3 separate regions of the Homo sapiens genome follow, and all the other regions are linked to region 3. The links are chromatin contacts, found by Hi-C or POLR2A ChIA-PET in ENCODE. All regions are on one chromosome and are shown on one strand. Each heading gives the region's core, a stretch centred on a gene start or an enhancer-like site at or near the end of the contact. The rest is flanking DNA. Distances are from core to core; before and after follow the strand shown. Region 1 overlaps COA1 (cytochrome c oxidase assembly factor 1). Region 2 overlaps STK17A (serine/threonine kinase 17a). Region 3 has its middle 30 kb from the start of MRPS24.

Region 1 (2,733 bases), core at 222-2,721, 170 kb after region 3:
ATGATTTGCTTTTTTTTTTTCCGTTTCTGTGGGTTGTTTTCACTTTCTTCATGGTGTCACAAGTATTTTTAATGTTGTTAAAGTCCAATTTATCTATTTGTTTTTTGTCACTTGTGCTTTTGGTGTTATATCAAGGAACGATTGTCTAATCCAAGCTAATGAAGACTTATTCTCATGTTTCTTCTAGGAGTTTTAGAATTTAGTGCTTACATGTAGGTCTGTGATTCATTTTCAGTTGATTTTTGTGTATGGTGTTAGGAAGGGTTCCAACTTCATTTATTATTTTGCATGTGGATATCCAGTTGTCTCAGCATCATATGTTGAAAAGACTATTCATTCTTTCTCTATTTTATTGTCTTGGTACTCCTGTTGAAAATCAAATGACCTTGGATAAAAGGGTTTACTTCTGAACTCTCATCAGATGTTTTTAAATGGCAGTTTTAATTTTAATAAATTTACTGATAATTTATTGGAGAAATGATTATGAAACACATCCTGTGAGCCAGGCACTACCTTAGCTTGCAGAGTTATGGCAGTAAACAAGAGAGAGACTCCCTTGACCTTGCAGATTACATTTTAGTGGAGAATGAAAAGATATGTGAAGAATATAAAACACTTGGGAACATTAATTAGAGAAGGATAAAAGTATATGTTTGTGGGCATTACATTGTTTTCTTCACATAGCCCTCTATGTCTCTTTTAGTGCATTTAGCTCTTCCTGCCATGTCTATAGTTAATATTTTTATATGCATGTGTAATCTACCCGACTAGGCTAAACACTTCTTCAGGTCAAGGTCTGTCTTTGCCAGTCTCTCCCATCTAGATATAGTACGTGTTTAGTGGGTATGTGATGAATGAATAAATAGATTAATTACTTTTGGGGACTGAGTTTATGATGAAAATTTTTTTTTTTTTAGACCAAGTCTCACCCTGTTGCTCAGGCTGTAGTGCAGTGGTGCAGTCTCGGCTCACTGCAGCCTCTGCCTCCCAGGTTCAGGTGATTCTTCTGCCTTAGTCTCCCAAATAGCTGGGACTACAGGTACCCACCACCACACCCAGTTAATTTTTTTCTGTATTTTTAGTAGAGATCATGTTTCACCATGTTGGCCAGGCTGGTCTTGAACTCCTGATCTCAAGTGATCCTTCTGCCTCGGCCTCCCAAAGTGCTGGGATTACAGGCGTGAACCACTGTGCCTGGCCTGAATGTTTTATACACATCCATTAATATATGCATAAACCTTTAAAATATCCATGTTATTCAGAGCTGTTACAATAGTTTGGAAATAAGAGTGGAATCCTTTATATTTGTGTTACTCTAGGTTACACTTCTTTTTTTATCTAGAATCTCAAGCTAAGTCTCCCTGCTTCAGCCCAGATTTCTATTTGGTACTTAACCTCAGCCAGGGCCCCGCTTTCCTTTCCTTCCTCACTCAAGTAATTTCAGCCCTCATTCTGTCCATAATGAGTCACTGAGCACCTCTCTCATCTGTTTCCGTCAGGGAGTGAACCAATATTTTAAATTTTAACCCAAGAACAGAAACCTGGGCAAGTCCTGGGTAGGGTAAAGTTATTTGATGTGATGGTTTTTTTTTTTTAATTTTTTTTTGGTTTTAAGGAGTGAAAAGTTTAATAGGCAAGAAAGAAGGAAGGAAGAAGAAAACAGCTCCCCTGTACAAAGATAAAGGGAGGGGGCGATTCGAACAAAGAGAAAACCCTGTGTGCGTCAGAAAAGTGGCTGCTTATATGAGGAGGCTAGAGGAGGTGGTGCCTGATTTGCATAGCGCTCAGGGGATTGGTTTGACCAGGCATGTCACTCACGTAGCCCGCGGAAAAAACTGGCCCTCCCACCCTAGCTTTTTAATATGCAAATGCAGGGTGCCATGATGCTCTACACATATGGGGATATGTGGGGGCGGCCGTGTTGCCAGGCACCTGTGAGGCGAGGGGAAGAAGGTGGCAGGAATCACCATGTTTGGGTGGACCCAGTTTCTAATGGCCTGTATTTGCATATCAAAGGTTGCTGACTCGGCTCTAAGAGCTGGGGTTTGCTAGACAAGAAACGTTTCTGGAGCCGCTTTAAAGGAAATGAAAACTTCCCCAAGGACCCCTTTTCCTAGCTGCCTAAAATAATTTCTTAATAAACTCCTATAACATCCCCCCATGTGGAGATGTCACCATAACTGCTCTTAAGGGGTTTTGGGTGATGACTCTTTCTGGCTATTTCCTGCTGAGAAGGGGCATCGAATGGGGAACAGCAGCTAGGGCTTCTCCTGGGGTTGATCTAAGGGTCCTTGGAAGAAAGGTGTGTTCCTGTGTGGTTTAGTTTGCAGCACTATTTGGAGTTTGATTGCTTCTAGGTGAGAGGAAACAATTCAAGTTATAGTATTGAGTATACAGGGTCCAAATATTAATACAAGACATAAGTTCTCTGTCCAATATTTCAGTTAGAAGGTGCTACTCTGTATAACCCTATTGCAAATAGTAGAGTGAGTATAGCAGTTCCCACAAGTGTGGTATAGTAGATAATTTTCATCTAAAATTTTACTTGCCAAGATATTTGGGGATTTATGAAGTTCCTTGGTTTTATTTCCCAAACAAAGAAACCTCAGGGTTATGGGCACCCTACTCACTTTCATTACCTGGCAGAATTTGCAGGATAATTGCCCAGAACCAGCATATTGATCCAGATTTTTATGTTATCCATCCCATTTTGTTTCATCCAAGCTGTAGGAG
Region 2 (2,762 bases), core at 197-2,696, 220 kb after region 3:
CACCATTGTTGAGTCCCTAGTATTTTACAAAATATTTAAATATTTTAAAAACACCAAACATAAACTGACAATCTCTGTGTTATTAAGCATTGTCTCTATCAGATCATGGCTTTTAAAACTTTCTCACTACCACTGATATTTCTGCTTCTCCATTGCCCCACCCTCACCCGTGGCACTTTCTCCTCTCACCTGGGCCTTTTCAACTACTTGTCCCACCCCTCTGATCTATTTTTCTGTTGCAGTCAGAGTGAGCTTTTTAAAACATCTACCCATTAACAAAAAGTCAACAAGGTTAAAAAAAAAAATTGGGCATTCTGACACTACAGGCATGGGACAAAGGCAACTAAGTTGCATCTATAGAATTGAGAAAAATAATATGCTTTGAGGCTGGGTACCCAGCACTTTGCAAGGCCAAGGCAGGAGGATCGCTTGAACCAGGAGTTCAAGACCAGCCTGGGCAACATAATGAGACTCTGTCTCTACAAAAAATAAACAAAAGCTAGCCGAGTGTCATGGTGCATGCCTGTAGACCCAGCTATTGGGGAGGCTGAGGTGGGAGGATCACTTGAGTCTGGGAGGTCAAGGCTGCAGTAAGCCGAGATAGTGCCAGTGCACTCCAGCCTGGGTGATAGGGTGAGACTGTGTCTCACAAAAAAAAAAACAAAAACAAAAAACTTTGATATAAAGTAAATTGCTGCCACACATAAACACAATAGAAAGACACTGTCAAATATGCAAGGATTCAGGAAAAATATTATAAAAATGCTCCTTAAAAAAATCTACTCACAATCCACTTAACTAAAGATTTTTTTTTTCAAAACTATACAAATAAGGAGGCTAAACTATTAAAATGCAGTCAATAAGTACTGAATCCACAGAAAAACAGACCAAAGACTAAAAACTGTGGTAATTACAATTAAAAAAAGGAATGAAAATGTTCTATTTCTATGAAAAAACGAAATACTCAAGGTCATGTATCTACTACTCATTTGTGACAAACCCCCATAGAATAAATGAGTGGGAGGAAGAGGTTGGAAAGGAAATGCGAGGTATGCTAATCTCCTAAATTTTGATTTCTGAAATGGTTGAGTGAGAAACAGAGGTTGTGAATGTTAAAGTTTCAAAAGAAGTGACTAGGAAATTAAAAATGAAATGCATAGCATCCAAATTACCGGGGAAGAAACAGTAAAACAGACCACATAGCAAGACTGTGGGAGGAAGGGTACAGGAAATACCAATAGCTTACTTTTTTGAGTGCTTATTATGTGCTGAATACTGGTTTAAGGGCTTTGTACAGCAAATCCAATGAAATCCTTACAAATTCCCTATGAGGTCGGTACTATTACTAGCCCCTTTTTATGGACAGAGGAATCTGAGGTATAAAGAGATTTAAGGGCCAAGGTCACATAGATGGCAAGTACAGGGCCAGAACTCACACCAGTTTCTGTGTGTATGTAAAATGACTGTGGGAGGCATAAACTCACCTTTTAAAAGGTGAGTCACGGAAGGAAAAAGAGGAGAGTCCCTTTGTTTTTCTGTATTATGTACTTTTGAATCATTTTTAGTTTTTTTCTTTTTGGATTGAGCTTGTACTTCCATTATAATGTTTTGAGATGGGGAAAGGCTCTTGATAGAAAATTTAAAATTTACTAAGGAACAGAAAGCTCTAAAACAAATCACTAGCCTGGGCAACACAGTGAGACCCATCTTTACCAAAAAAACAAACAAAAAACTGGCCCGCTGTGCTGGCACGTGCCTGTGGTCCCAGCTACTCGGGAGGCTGAGGCAGGAGGAGCTCAAGTTGGGAGCTGCAGGAAGCTATGATGGTGCCACTGCATTCCAGCCTGGGTGGCAGAGTGAGACTCTCTCAAACAACAACAAAGAAAGCATTAAAACAAAACAAAAACCCACCTCATTCAGGGCAATAATTACTATTTTGATTTTTCAGCTCACAGACCTACATTCTGCAGTCTTGTGTATTTGAGCTTACAATGGTACCCATTAAATTTGGCTAAAACACTTGGGTTGCTGTTTTCCCTAAAGAAACACTATTAAGTCACATCCCCAAAACTAACTTAGTGGTCATGACGCATATTAGTCAGTGTACTGAAAATTAAGTATTCTGGCCCATTAAAATATATAAAAAATTTTAAAGGTTGTTTCTGTGCCTGTGGCATCTTTTATTATCTAATTAACTAAGGATCTTTTAAAAAATCTCTGAATTATTTTTTGAACTATCATTGCCATACAGGTTTGTTTTCTTCAACCCTATCGGCCCTCCTGAGTCTTTCTGTGCTCCGGATAGCTCTTTTCTTGTAACATCCTCAGTCCTTCAAGAACTACACACTCCTTTTACCCTCTTCTCTGAAAGGAGACCCTGCTCTCTTCATTCCCCCTCTTCTAGCCTGTATTTGCTCACTTCACACTTCTACCCTCAGGCACAGAGTCTTCCCTCAGGCCCAGGCCACAGCCTTCTCCATTCCTGCCACGGCCGCCCTCCTCTTCTCCCAGGTCTGCTGGCAGCCTAGGTGACTTCCACACTGATGTCCATGACCCAGACAGCCTACCTTCACAGCTTCTTGATTTCCTGGTCTAAAAAACTGCCTTTCCAGCCTTATATCCAAGGCCTCATAATTACAAAGAGCTATTTCACCACTGAAATTTTAAATATTAATATTCTTTTTTTTTTTTTTGAGACGGAGTCTCACTCTGTCGCCCAGGCTGGAGTGCAGTGGCACGATCTTGGCTCACTGCAAGCTCCG
Region 3 (2,829 bases), core at 217-2,716:
GTGGCAGGCTCCTGTAGTCCCAGCTACTGGGGAGGCTGAGGCAAGAGAATCGCTTGAACCCAAGAGGTGGAGGTTGCAGTGAGCCCAGATTGTGCCACGGCACTCCAGCAGCCTGGGTGACAGAGTGAGGCTCCGTCTCAAAAAAAAAAAAAAAAAAAGATATAAATTGGCTATGGTTAAGATCTAATGAAAGTTCATTATAATGCAAGGAAATTTGGTTGTTTCTGTGGCATACAACATTTAAAATACTAACTGAAATTATGACTTATAACATTACATTGGGACATATCTTGGATAGGGAGGACATTGACAAATTTCCAGGGACTTGACACAATTTCTGAAACAATAACATTTTACCCATACAAATATAACCTAGAGAAGGTTAGTATCTCTTTCTCTCTCTCTCTTTTTTGAGAGAAGGTCTCTTCCACCAAGGTGGGAGTGCAGTGGCCTAATCATGGCTTACTGCAGCCTTGACCTCCTGGGCTCAGGCGATCCTCCCACTTCAGCCTCCCTAGTAGCTGGGACTATAAGTGTGTGCCATCACACCCGGCTATGGTGTGTGTGTGTGTGTGTGTGTGTGTGTGTGTGTGTGTGTGAAAGCAAGTTTATTAGAGAAGTAAAGAAACAAAAGAATGGCTACTCCACAGGCAGAGCAACCTAATTTTTGTATTTTTTGTAGAGGTGGGTTGGTTGCAGGGTGCAGGGGTGTCTAGGCTGGTCTCAAACTCCTGGGCTCAAGCGGTTCTCCCACCTCAGCCGCTCAAGGTGCTGGGATTAAGGTGTGAACCACTGTGCCTGGCTAAGTAGTTCTCATTTGACATTGCTTTCCATGTGATTTAATGTAACTTTAGAATTTTTATAGCTTGTATTATTATTTTTTTGAGACGGAATTTCGCTCTTGTTGCTCAGGCTGGAGTGCAATGGCGCGATCTCGGCTCACAGCAACCTCCACCTCCCAGGTTCAAGCGATTCTCCTGCCTCAGCCTCCCGAGTAGCTGGGATTACAGGCATGCGTCACCACGCCCGGCTAATTTTGTATTTTTAGTAGAGACGGGGGTTTCTCCATGTTGGTCAGGCTGGTCTCGAACTCCCGACCTCAGGTGATCCGCTCGCCTCAGCCTCCCAAAGTGCTGGGATTACAGGCGTGAGCCACCGCGCCCGGCCAGCTTTGTATTTTAAATTTAAGTCAATGGACTATTTTGAATGAATTTTTGTGAAACTTGTAAAGTTTGGATCTACATTTATTTCGTTCCGATTAATAATTTCTTTAACATTTTTGAGAAAGACACAGGATAGTGGGCCCCATTTTATTTTGAACGTCCGTAATCATGGCATTGAACGATCTGAATTTAATTAATTCAACCAGACAGCCAGGAGGGGGCACGCGGCCACCGCTAAACAGTGAGCGAGCGCCGAGGGCCCCGCGCTGCCCCAGATGACCAGCAGGGGGCGTGCGAGCCGCCTTGTCGGACCCCTGAGAAGCCCCCACCGCCTCCGTGCTCCTACTGCGGCCGCCAGCGCCGGGCCCGCAGTGAGGAGGAGAACCTCATTTTCCTCAACACAGATCTAAGGGGACACCGCCTCACTTTGAGACAACTTGAGGCTGCGTCAGTGGTGAGTAAAATCCTTCCTGTCACAGTCCTGACTACTGAGGAGCAGTTGGTCTTCAGAACCCCCAGTAGAGGAAGGGCTTCATGTGGAATTTTGGAAATAAAAAACCCCGGTTTCCACCACACAGGAGGTCCTTCTCAACAGCTAAGACACAGTGGCTGCTAGTATAATACCACGCAGCAGCCTTTTAATACTAACATCACATTCAGAGGCTTACCAGGGAGACTGGTTTCCTAGCTTTGGCTGAACTGGATTTGGGTCAGGCTTAGCCTCTGGAATGAAGTTTGGTGTCACCTCTGCTTTACTGACGCGGTATTGACGTGGTTGATTGATTGATTGATTGATTTTTTTTTTCTAGAGACAGAGCTCCCTATGTTGCCCAGGCTCCAAATCGTGACCTCAAGTGATCCGCCCGCCTCAGCCTTCCAAAGTGCTGGGATTACAGGCCTGAACCACCATGCCTTAGCCTTATTTTTCATTTTTTAGACAGTCTCAATCTGTCAGGCTGGAGTGCAGTGGCACGATCATAGCTCACTGCAGCCTTTAACGTCTGGGCTGAAGGATCCTCCCGTTTCATCTTCCTGAGTAGCTGGGACTACAGGCATGCACCACCAAGCCTGGCTAATTTTTAATTTTATTGTAGAGAAGATGTCTATGTTGCCCAGGCTGGTCTTCAGCTCCTGGATGCAAGCGTTCCTCACGCAAGCGAACCCAGCCCACATGGTTGTTTAAAAAAGTAATTACTGAGGTCAGGAGTTCAAGACCAGCCTGGCCAACATGGTAAAACCCCGTCTCTACTAAAAATACAAAAATTAGCCGAGTGTAGGGGCAGGTGCCTGTAATCCCAGCTACTCCGGAGGCTGAGGCAGGAGAATCGCTTAAACCCAGGAGGCGGAAGTTGCAGTGAGCTGAGATTGAGCCACTGCACTCCAGCCTGGGCGACAGAACAAGACTCCGTCTCAAAAAAAAAAAAAGTAATTACTTTTTGAGGCTGGGCGTGGTGGCTCACGCCTGTAATCCCAGCACTTTGAGAGGCCCAGGCAGGAGGATCACTTGAACCCAGGAGTTCGAGATCAGCCTAGCCAACATGGTGAAACCCCGTCTCTACCAAAAAATACAAAAATAGCAGGGCATGGTGATGTGTACCTATAATCCCAGCTACTCGGGAGGCGGAGGCAAGAGAATCTCATGAACTTGAGAGGTGGAGGTTGCAGT

The links. A loop is a pair of places that touch in the nucleus more often than their neighbours do. ChIA-PET counts read pairs that join two places held with the same protein, here RNA polymerase II (POLR2A). Pooled maps may share reads with other maps.
Region 1: a loop to region 3 is called in a pooled map, with 2.9 times the contacts of the local background. The contact joins two enhancer-like sites. A Hi-C loop is called at or near these places in 2 of 168 maps with a recorded cell type or tissue (HCT116 and naive thymus-derived CD4-positive, alpha-beta T cell), 3 of 37 single-sample maps with no recorded cell type and 9 of 50 pooled maps. POLR2A ChIA-PET finds 5 or more read pairs at or near these places in 7 of 52 experiments (GM12878, MCF 10A, Panc1 and 3 more).
Region 2: a loop to region 3 is called in a pooled map, with 3 times the contacts of the local background. The contact joins two enhancer-like sites. A Hi-C loop is called at or near these places in 2 of 168 maps with a recorded cell type or tissue (CD4-positive, alpha-beta memory T cell and GM12878), 6 of 37 single-sample maps with no recorded cell type and 7 of 50 pooled maps. POLR2A ChIA-PET finds 5 or more read pairs at or near these places in 3 of 52 experiments (GM12878, activated CD4-positive, alpha-beta T cell and activated T-cell).

Annotation. Positions count from the first base shown.
Region 1 is chr7:43,668,634-43,671,366 of GRCh38, reverse strand. All of the region lies in intron 1 of COA1 (cytochrome c oxidase assembly factor 1), which reads left to right. Among named protein-coding and RNA genes, the nearest start is that of COA1, 60 kb to the left of the region's middle. RefSeq lists a silencer at 1,465-1,514. Within about 2 kb of position 1,471, at least 4 of the 41 ENCODE cell types and tissues checked have a DNase peak (open chromatin) inside an H3K27ac peak, as active enhancers do.
Region 2 is chr7:43,620,605-43,623,366 of GRCh38, reverse strand. All of the region lies in intron 4 of STK17A (serine/threonine kinase 17a), which reads right to left. It also overlaps a transcript of COA1 not described here. Among named protein-coding and RNA genes, the nearest start is that of STK17A, 39 kb to the right of the region's middle. Within about 2 kb of position 1,446, at least 3 of the 41 ENCODE cell types and tissues checked have a DNase peak (open chromatin) inside an H3K27ac peak, as active enhancers do.
Region 3 is chr7:43,837,653-43,840,481 of GRCh38, reverse strand. No RefSeq gene overlaps it. Among named protein-coding and RNA genes, the nearest start is that of MRPS24, 30 kb to the left of the region's middle. RefSeq lists a silencer at 1,311-1,390. Within about 2 kb of position 1,466, at least 7 of the 41 ENCODE cell types and tissues checked have a DNase peak (open chromatin) inside an H3K27ac peak, as active enhancers do.